Linked DNA regions of Mus musculus: region 1 is linked to region 2. The links are chromatin contacts, found by Hi-C or POLR2A ChIA-PET in ENCODE. All regions are on one chromosome and are shown on one strand. The core of a region is the stretch at or near the end of the contact, and the rest is flanking DNA. Distances in the headings are between cores, read along the strand shown. Region 1 holds the start of Psat1 (phosphoserine aminotransferase 1). Region 2 holds the start of Tle4 (transducin-like enhancer of split 4).

Region 1 (5,283 bases), core at 1,454-3,953, 1.3 Mb before region 2:
TGGGTATTGTTGAATCTATTTATCTGGTTTAAGGCCTGGGAATGAAACTGTTCATTTATGCAATTTTCTTTTCCTCTTTTCAAAATTCTTTTCTTTTCTTGTTTTTATTGTTGTTTAAGATTTATTTGTTTTATGTATGTGAGTAAACTGTCACTCTCTTCAGACACATCAGAAGAGGACATCAGATCCCAGCACAGATGGTTGTGAGCTACCATGTGATTGCTGGGAATTGAACTCAGGACCTTGGAAGAGCAGTCAGTGCTCTTAACCACTGAGCCATCTCTCCAGCCCTTCTTTTCTTGTTTTTAAAGACCAAGTTGTTGCAGGATATTGGATCTCACTGTGAACCCCGGAGTTTGTATTATTTACTGAAATAACTTGTTTCCAGTGTGGTGTGGTTCATCCCTTAGTATACACTTTTAATCCCAAAACAAGGAAGGGAGTAAAGTTAAAACTAAAAGTTAGCAAACCAAAAAGTAAAGTAAAATTAAAACTAAAAGCTGGTTTATAGAAGGAAGCAGCCATGTTTGAAAGTGCTGAGTGGCAGACAAAGTGATGAATCAGAGAAAGATTTGACAGAGGAGAATATGTTCAACTCTTTTTTTTTTTTTTTTTTTTTTTTTTTTTGGTTTTTCGAGACAGGGTTTCTCTTTATAGCTCTGGCTGTCCTGGAGCTCACTTTGTGGACCAGGCTGGCCTTGAACTCAGAAATCCGCCTGCCTCTGCCTCCCGAGTGCTGGGATTAAAGGCGTGCGCCACCACGCCCGGCTCCATATGTTCAACTCTTACAAGGAGAGGAAAGAAAGCTACTAAAGAGAGCAGAGAGGAGAGGAGAGGAGAGGAGAGGAGAGGAGAGGAGAGGAGAGGAGAGGAGAGGAGAGGAGAGGAGAGGAGAGGAGAGGAGAGGGACTGGGAGGGAGAGAGAAAGGAGGCAGTCTTATTGGGACAGTTGTACAGTGACAGGTTGAAGAGAAAACAAGCTAGATACAGGTAAAGACAGAACAAGCCAGGGAACGAGGAGCCAGGAGATTAGAGTAGGTTGCCAAGTTAGTATGAGGCCAAGCAGAGAATTTCAGGAGAGCTTGAGAAAGAAACAAGATAGAATCACCTGGCTTGAAGAGGAGTTTTGAGCCAGAACAGCGGAGTTGAACCAGCCAACAAGAATTTGGAAAGAGCCAGAAAATGTGAGCGTATTGAGCAGTAAATCTCAGAGGCTGAAAATTTTATGGGTCTAGATTAGATTATACAGAGGCCAGAAGCTTCCAGGACTAGGCCTAAGTTAAGCTCCAGACAACAGTTAAATCAGGTGAATAAAGTTTACCAAGTTCCTTTGTATAGTCCTGGCTGTCCTGGAATTTGCTCTGTAGATCAGGCTGGCCTTGAACTTAAGGCTTACCTCTACTTCTACCTCCCCAGTAAGACACCGCCTATCTCCAGCTATGTAAGTTTTTAAACTAAGGTGCTGAAGAAGGCCGTGGACCTGGCTTTATTCGGCCTTTTCTAACAATTTTGCTCTACTACTCCCAGACTCAAAGCAGTGTTTCTGTTCACAGCCACACCCCTTCTACAGGTTATGGGAAACAAACAAGAGCCCAAATGCTCAAAGGCTGAATTGCACGCCTGTCAAACTGAGGCCACAGATGCGGAGATCAGCATTAACGCTCAGTAGGCACGGTGCCTATTCCTGCCATCCATTGTACAAAAGAACTTGGGAAAATGTTTTCATAGTAAAGGAATCTGGGTGAAACTGCAAAGTAGAGGGAAAAATGCTTTTAAAATGTTCTGGACTTCAAAAGAACTACCCTAGCATAGAAGGGGCCTTCTTGTTCCAGAATCTCAAGCGAGCCTCCAGCACAACTCCTTTGAAAAGGGAACTTGTGTGGAAAAGTTTGAACAGATGTGGCACTGTGCCCAGCTCGGCTCAGGGCCACATTCCTCCGGCCCTGACTATATTGTGCTCCCGTTAATACCTCCTCACAACTTGAGGACCTCCTGCACAAGAGCCAACATTCAGGTTCCTGCTCCTCAGTTCATGAAAGAGATAATGAGAGAACAGAGACTCAGCGACTTGAAAGAGGCTGTCCGCGATGAGGGTGGGGGTGGCGGTAGGGGTGGGGTGGGGCTGCCCCCAAAGTTCGTAGCCACCCGTGGGGCAGTGAGCTAGAGCGCAAGTGCAAATACAAAGGCTTCGTATGTGATTTTTGAGACAGGGACCCTCCACGTAGTGTGGCTGGCCTCCACGTAGCTATCCTCCTGATTTACCCTGCTGGGATTATCAGGTGCACCAGGTCACAATCCTATGACCGCACTCTTCAACCATTTCTACACGCTGCACCTCCTTCTTTGAGTGTCCTGTCTCTACGTCGGAGTGTCTGTGAGGGTCTTAGGAAAGTCCGGTGAACAGTGGGGACTGGCTCTGGGACAAATGCAGCATAGCCCAGCTCAGCTGGAGGTGGGCCAGGAGCAATGGGTTTGCGCGCCACCTCGAAGTTGTTCAGAGGCCAGGGCAGGGGACTCTGCGCCCAGAGGTGCGCGAAGGCAGAAGGCACCTCGCCACGCGGGTGGCTGGTGCAATCCCCTGCTCTCTTGCGTTGACCGCTAAAGCCGATTGAAATTCTAAACTCCAGGAGGAGTTGATTGATCGTAGACTCCGATAGTGAGCGTGGCCAATAGGGAGGGGAGCTTCTGAGCGAGAGCCAATCAGTGAGCGGCCTGAGACAGCGAACCAATGGAGCGCCGACTCAGCAGGCTGAAGCCCGCTCTGCCTTTGCATCCGGAGACGCGGGCTGTTCGCGTGGTCTCTGCTCCTGCCACTTCCCCTGCTGTCGCCTTAGCACCATGGAAGCCACCAAGCAAGTGGTTAACTTTGGGCCCGGGCCTGCCAAGCTGCCACACTCGGTAAGGTGGCTGGGGTTTGGTCGGAGTGCGGGCATCGGGATGTGGGGCGTCGGGATGCGGGTGTTGAGATACAGACAGCGGTGAGCAGGGATGCCGCCGTGGAGAGATAGTTGCTGAGGCCGAAATGCGCTCCTGTGCACAGACGCGGGCGTTCACTTCCAGCCGGCCTCCTGGTGGCGTGGCCTCTGCGGCTCCCGCGTGCACAGGCGAGCGTAGGAGTGTGAATGAATGGGCGGTCGGGGCGGCACGTTTCCTTCCGGGGAGCGCAGGCTAAGCTCCGGGCGCTGGGAGCATAGTCCTCAGAACTCGGAAATTGAAAGCTGCCGGCTTCTCCCTCTTCGCCTCCACCGAACCCACCCAGCCCTTAAGCCTTTCTCCTGGAAACCTGCCTGTCTCCTCAGACTCTGAAAGGCTTTGGTCTGTTTGGCCAAGTTCCATTCACTTGATCGGTGTGTCATCCCGTCCCATCCTGCACGGGTTCCTCCCGCACCCCAGCTGTGCGGAATGAGATGCCTCTCGTGGCCGGGAGCCCATGGACCAGCTGTCCAAGCTGCTATCTGGTAACCGCTTGCCACAGCTCGCAGGCATGGCCAAGAATTGTACAATTATCTTTTGTTGAACCCTGGCGATCTCCCCGGGACACCACGGTCTCTGTTGGGGTAGAAACAGGATAGTGTGAGAGAGGGAAAGACGCCTTTCTTTTGTAGGGACAGCGACACAAGCTGAGAACAGGGCTTTTTCTGCAGCCATTGCAGTTCATCTTACATGACGGTCTTTGGTAGAACTGTGGGACCTTCTGGGAGATCTCCCCCACCCCCATCCCTCTCTGTTTTGGAAAGCTCTGGGTTTTTTGTTTGTTTGTTTGTTTGTTTGTTTTGTTTTGTTTTTGCCAGGTTAGGTAAGGCAGTGTCTCTCAGTACAGGCTAGCCTAGAATTTACTTTGTACCGCACGCTGGTTTTGAACTATTCCTGCCTCCACCTCCCAAGAGAGCAGTGTCTTACTTAGGGTTACTATTGCTGTGATGAAACACTGTGGCCAAAAGCAACTAGTGGAAGGAAGGGTTTATTTCACTCACAGTTCCCTATAACAGTTCATTATCAAAAGCAATGAGGACAGGGACCTGGAGGCAGGAGCTGACGCAGAGGCCATGGAGGGGCGCTGCTTTCTGGCCTGCTCTCCGTGGCTTTCTCAGTCTTTATAGCACTCAGGATCACCAGCCCGGGGGTGGCACCGCCCACAGTGTCAAGTTGACAAAAATAGTCAGCATGTAGGAATTACAGGCATGTGCGATTAACTTCAATGTAGTAAGCCTTCTTGATTTAGTTTCGAAGCTTTCAAAATTCATGTATGGGTGTGTCTGTGTGTGGGTGTGTGTACGCGCATGGGTCAAGTGCCTGAGGAAGTGACTTAGAGGTGGTTGTGAGCTAGCTGATGTGGGCTCTGGAGCTCCAACTGCAACTCCTGGAAGAGCAGTCTGTGCTTGTCCCAGCTGAGCCATCTCTTCCATGACTTCTCCGGCCATCATTTAAAGGAAGGCACTTGGAAAAATTCACTGCTGGAGTAAACCTCTTGTAAATCTTAAGCTCCAGGGTATCGGAGGTCTTCTGGCTTCAGAGGGTAGATGTACAAATAAATGAATACTAAGATAAATTAAAAAAAAGACTGAAAATAAGTTCAAAGATGGTTTCAGATAGTAGGGGGACGGGATCTGGTAGAGCTCCTGCTTGCTGTTTGCTGAGGCAGGTCCTGTTTAATCCTGTTGAACGCACAAAACCCAAGACTCTGTCCCAGGTGCTTCTTTTAATAGGGATGTGTTCACTGAAATTTAACTTGAATGTTTTTGATTTATATATATGTGTGTGTGTGTGTGTATCATACTCCTACATATATAAAAAACTAAGATTCTGTTTTTGTTGCAGGTGTTTCTTTTAGAATATGAATGTATAAACTAAAATTTACTCAAATTGTATATATATACACACACACTATATATATATATACACATACATATTGAGATAAACATATATTACACACACACATGGCCAGTGCAGTTTCAACATAAAATTTAATGATATCTTGTTCTCTCTTTCTCTCTACCTCTCTCTCTTTTTAAGCTAGATTAGCAGGATAGGATTTGTACCCTTGTCAGTCTTCTACAGGTTTAAGTTACCGAACTCCTATCTACGACAGTTCTTAAATGGTATCTCTTCTTGTTTGTTTGAGATAAGGTCTCATTATATAACCCTGGCTGACCTGTTACTAATTATTTAGACCAAGCTACCTTCAAACTCAGATATCTGCTTACTTCTGCTTCCCAAGTGCTGGGATAAAGGCTCCTGTCAGCACACTGGGCCTTAACTAGTGTCTCGATGGCATCTACCAAT
Region 2 (4,953 bases), core at 1,128-3,627:
TAGGACAAGATCAACATTTAGTGCTTTGGAGCAGGGCTGAGTATGTTGGCCCATCTGACATCTTTCAGATACATGTAACAAATTATGTAGCTCTGTCACAAGGTTAAAATGTGACACATATACACAGGCTGAAGTTTAAAATTACATTTAAAAAAGTCAGAAACGCCCTGTTTTCTCCAGCTACTTTCTCTTGATATAAAGCTGGTGAGAGAGGTTAAGAGAAAGGTCTTTTCCTCTAAACTGATATTTCCACCCTGACCCTTTCAATAGCCCTCAGGCTCGAGCACTAAACTTCTTGTTTCCTGTCCCGGGAAATGACTGCATGGATCCTAATGACACAGCAGCGTTCTATACTGAGAACACAAGGCTTGGATTTGCCAAAGCCATCAACAAGCATTTACTGAGCGAGCACCAGGTACATGCCAGGCCCCATCCATGGCACTGGAGCATAGCCCTGATTAACCAAGGCCCAGTTCCCATGGAACCTACTGCCATTTTGCCTGAAATAGTGAAAGAACATGGAACTTCCTTCCCACAGAGACACAAAAAAAGTTCCAGGGAAAGCAAATAAGCAACCTCAGAAAAACGGCGCTGTTCTTGTTCTGAGACTCAATGTCCTAGTGCAGACACGGTTATCACTCAAGCCTTCTGAGAACGATTCAGAACACTGCTGTACATCTGCGAGCTTCAGGAAATAACTTGGAGCCAGCAAGATAGCTCAACAGGTACATGCACTTGTCACTTGATCTCCAGGGCTTGTGAACACACAAACACACACACACGCACAGACTCAAATCCCCCCGCCCCCCCCACACTAAATAAATGTATAAAATTTTTCAAAATTTCTAAGAAGCAAGTTTTTTTCAAACAGGCAAAATAAAGCCATTTTGCTTAACTGATAGCTTTAAAAATGCAGTCCTAATATGCAATTATTGTTGAGCTTAAAAAAAAAAACCCTCACGTGTTCAAAATCCTCTTTATGTGAATCCCCTTTATTCTGGATTGGCCGCATTTTAATAATTGGGTATGAGACAGAGGCAAGTCCTCCATCCTCTTATTTTGGAAATTAAATTTACAGAACGGAGGCATTGTATGAGCCTCAGTTCTGGATTTTTAGCAAGACTACTGCAGTCTTTCTTTGCCTCGGTGTCCTCAGTGGCCAGTACTAGTGAGGCCCACAGAACGCCTTGAATTGGGCATTAAGCTACCGGTTCCTCTGTCGTGGAAAGCGCTATCATTAGGAAAAACGTTTTTCCCACATTTGTTGAACCAACAGCACCGTATTAGCCTGCACTTCGAGTTAAGGTGGGACTCAGAAATGAATGTCCCAAACACAGCAGCCTTGGCTACAATCCTGCTTGACTTTTTCCGAATTCTTTTGATTGCCCAGGGGTCAGAGGTTCCTTAGCTCAGCCTTAAGGCTCCCAACACCCGCCAAGTCTCAAAACTGCCTCGGGCGGGCTGCCACTCCCGGGTTCTGACCCTCTTCCGTAGGCCATCACAAGCCCAAGGCCCGACGGTCCACACTCGGACCCTCTTTCAACCCCGGAGTAAGTTGACTGGTGCCTCTAAAGAAAGGGAATGTCAAGAGTCTGCCGGCCGGGAAGCTCTGGGACCGGCCCAGTGCACGCCTCCCGGCTGCGGCTCTAAACCGGGCCGACGGCGTCCGCGCTCACGCGGAAAATTATGCCGGCTCCAGCAGCGCGTAAAATGGATGTGAACCGCACGGAGTGGGATCAGCGCGATCCTCCCTCTCTTGTCTCAACAGGGGTTTCGGCGCGTTGCACAAGGCCGAGCTTGTCTCTTTACGGAGACATCGGGCCCTAATTAGTGCGCACCCCCGCGCGGTCGCCAGGCCTGGGCTCCGCGTCGAACGGGAGATGAGCCTCGGAGGGCGTCTTCGGACCGGCCTGCAGTCTCACCGCCATCGCCGCCGAAACCTGCTTCTAAAGATGCAGCCAGTGCAGCAGCGACAGCAGCCGCCGCGGCTCGCCACCCCACGTTACTTTGATTGACAGCTGAACAAATGTTTCCGCGGTTCGAACGCTCGCACTAGGGAACAGCGGCCAGGGCGAGGCTCCGCCCCGGGCGGGCCGCTGCGCCCCGCCTCCGCCAGCACCAATTCTTTGCAGTTATTGGTCGGAGCTCCACGCCACGCCCTGTCCCCACGTGGGCCTAGCCTGCCCGGCCCCGCCCTCCTGGCTTGCCATTTGTCAGCGGTGAAATGATGGGCAGTAACACAGAACCGCGATTAATGTTCAGCCATCTCCGATTGGTTGATGCGGCGCCCTCGCGCCGCGGGAGGGCGGGGCTCCTGGAGAGCGCCGCGGAGAGCGCGCGGGGCTAGCCGGAGACTGTAGTCAATCTGGAGGCATCCTTGGCCACAGTAGCCGCGCGAGGACTACATCTCCCGGGATGCTCCTTGGGCCCTCCGCGGATGGTCGTGAATATGTATCAGAATGTTAATGATTAGCTGCTGCTAAATTTGGTCAAAGAAGTCACCTACACAGAGCGCGTTGTTAGAGCTGTTCCGAGCGGGCGTTCGGCTGTTGGCTGCCTTCTTCCCCCTCTTACACACTCGTGTATTATTTTGAGGTGGTGTTCGCAGAGTTTGAAAGAGAATTTTAAAAAGCCGCAAGCGTTTCGCTCTTTTATTTTTATAATCCCCTTCAATTTGGGGCTAAAAAAACAGGAAGGAAGAAAAGGAAATGAAATGTGGTAAAAGAAGCTAAAAGGTGCCTTTTAAAAGATCGTTGCTGTGAAGTGAAAAAAAATCTCCAGAGAACCCCCAAGCGCCGCGAGACCTCTTCCGAACCAAAGGAGTTTGCGCTCGCTCTCAGGGAAGAAGCGACCATTCATTCCGAGGAATAGCAGCCAATTAAAAGACAAATAAAAAAAGTTTGGAGTGGGGCGCGAGCAGGCGGGCGGCGCTCGGCGGGCGCGGGGCTCGGCGGGCGCAGGACGGACGGTGCCCGCCGCCCTCAGTGACGCCCGCGGGGAATGCGGAGCCGGCCGCCCGCGCCCAGCCGCCGCGCCTGCCTGCCGCCCGCGTCACGCGAGACCCGCAGGCCCGGGACGCCGCCGCGGGGCCCTCGAAGCGGATGAGCCGCGCGCCTCTGCCTGGCGCAGCCAACTAAAGCGGCGTGGATGATTCGCGACCTGAGCAAGATGTACCCGCAGACGCGCCACCCGGTGAGTGGCGCCGCGCCCGCAGCCCTGTCCGCGGCCGGCCGCTCCGAGGGTGCGGGAGGCGACCGACTTGTAGCCATTTTCTTATTGTTGTCTCTGAAGCCCCGGGAAGCAGCGCGCCGCCGCTCTCCGCCCGCGCGGCTCTCCCGAGGGGGGCGAGCCGGGCGGCGCGAGTCTGCGGGGTGGAGGGCGCCGGCGGCCACAGGCCGGACTCGCTCTGCTAGCTGACGGCCGCTCGACGCCATGGCGCGGCTGCCTCCGACGGGCCACTTTCGATTCCGGGTAGGGAGGGATGGGAGAGCCGGGCCGGGGGCTCGGGGGTTTGGGGGGTGACGGGGGGAGGCGGAAGCCAGGCTGAGAAGCTGAGCCGAGGGAGGCCGCCCGGAGGCACCGGGACCCCAGCAGGCGAGCGAGAGGCGGGAGCGGCGCGACCAACCCCCCCACGTCTCGGACCGCGGGCTGTCCACCCCCCACCTGCGATGTGGGCTAATTAAATATTTTATTGTTGTTCTTTAGGCACCGCATCAGCCTGCTCAACCCTTCAAATTTACAATTTCAGAATCCTGTGATCGGATTAAGGAAGAGTTTCAGTTTTTACAGGCTCAATACCACAGGTAACGATATTGACTTTAGCTGATCCTTCTGTTTGCTTAGCTCTTGTCTTACCCCCTTCCAACACTACCCCCCTCCTCCCCCACCCCCCCACAAAGGTATTACCATTTCCCCCCTGTGGGCAGAAAAGGCAAGTCAGGGCCTCTTTTTCCTTTAGGCAGGTGTAAAGAAATTAAGCATTTTCTTCTCCGGTAAACAGAAAAGGAAGCAGAACAATCGAAACTGGGGAGACTTGGAAAACGCTGAGGCCAAACTTTCGATATTGATTTATTGGGTCAGGAGGCTGGAAGGTTGGGAAGATTCTGGGGCCCTTTGACTTCTTGCTTCTTTATTACTCTGGGCTGCATTTCTTCCTTCTACCATCATGGCATAATTTAAGAGCCAGGGAGTTAAGCAGTGAGCCATTTCATTACTTTTATTAAAAAAAAAACAAATAATAATAATAAAAACAGGACACCCCCCCCCCCCAATGCTTTTGTGTTCAACGCTCTTAGACTTGGAGTGCTTTTGAAACATGTTTGTTTCACCGGGTCCTTAATGATGCAGAATTCTTATTGCAAGAGCCCAAACAAGCTGCTGGACCAGATCAACACCTCCCACCCCCACATGCTATTCAACTTGTCTGTATTTTTTGGAGGGGGAAAAACAATTTGTCAGGAGACCGTGTTGATTCTGATTTTCATTAACCTCATAGAATATTAATGATAGAACCTTCCCTGTGGCATTTTCATGGACCTAACTTTGCTTATATATATATATATATATAATTATTAGCGATGTTTATTTCCTTGTTTTAGTAAGTGAATTTAGTGAAGAATAGTCAATTCTGGGTGAAGTCTCAGAATTCAATTGGGTAGAGGGTTTATTTCTTTAAGACATAAACCCCTCTTTCCCAACCCCCACAGTTTAACCTTATCAAAGAGGCAAGTCCTGGCTGGTTCTTGTCACTCCTTCCTCTCTCCTCCCTTTCACTAGTAAAGTGCTGTTTGATACCATTGATTTGACAATAGGAGGTGATGATTTAGAGGAAACGACGTGGATTTGGAGTTGGAAGGATACGCGTTAAGTTCTACACTGTACTTAGTTGATTTTATGTCTTGAATAGTCTGAAGCTGGAATGTGAGAAGCTCGCCAGCGAGAAGACAGAGATGC

The links. A loop is a pair of places that touch in the nucleus more often than their neighbours do. ChIA-PET counts read pairs that join two places held with the same protein, here RNA polymerase II (POLR2A).
Region 1: a loop to region 2 is called in a map of left cerebral cortex, with 2.8 times the contacts of the local background. The contact joins the promoter of Psat1 here to the promoter of Tle4 in region 2. A Hi-C loop is called at or near these places in 1 of 37 maps with a recorded cell type or tissue (left cerebral cortex). POLR2A ChIA-PET finds 5 or more read pairs at or near these places in 1 of 5 experiments (embryonic stem cell).

What each region holds. Positions count from the first base shown.
Region 1 is chr19:15,922,479-15,927,761 of GRCm38, reverse strand. It overlaps Psat1 (phosphoserine aminotransferase 1), which reads left to right and starts at 2,703. Exons shown (of 9, transcript NM_177420.2): 1 at 2,703-2,898. The coding sequence starts at 2,839.
Region 2 is chr19:14,595,607-14,600,559 of GRCm38, reverse strand. It overlaps Tle4 (transducin-like enhancer of split 4), which reads left to right and starts at 2,377. Exons shown (of 20, transcript NM_011600.3): 1 at 2,377-3,192; 2 at 3,706-3,803; 3 at 4,907-4,953. The coding sequence starts at 3,148.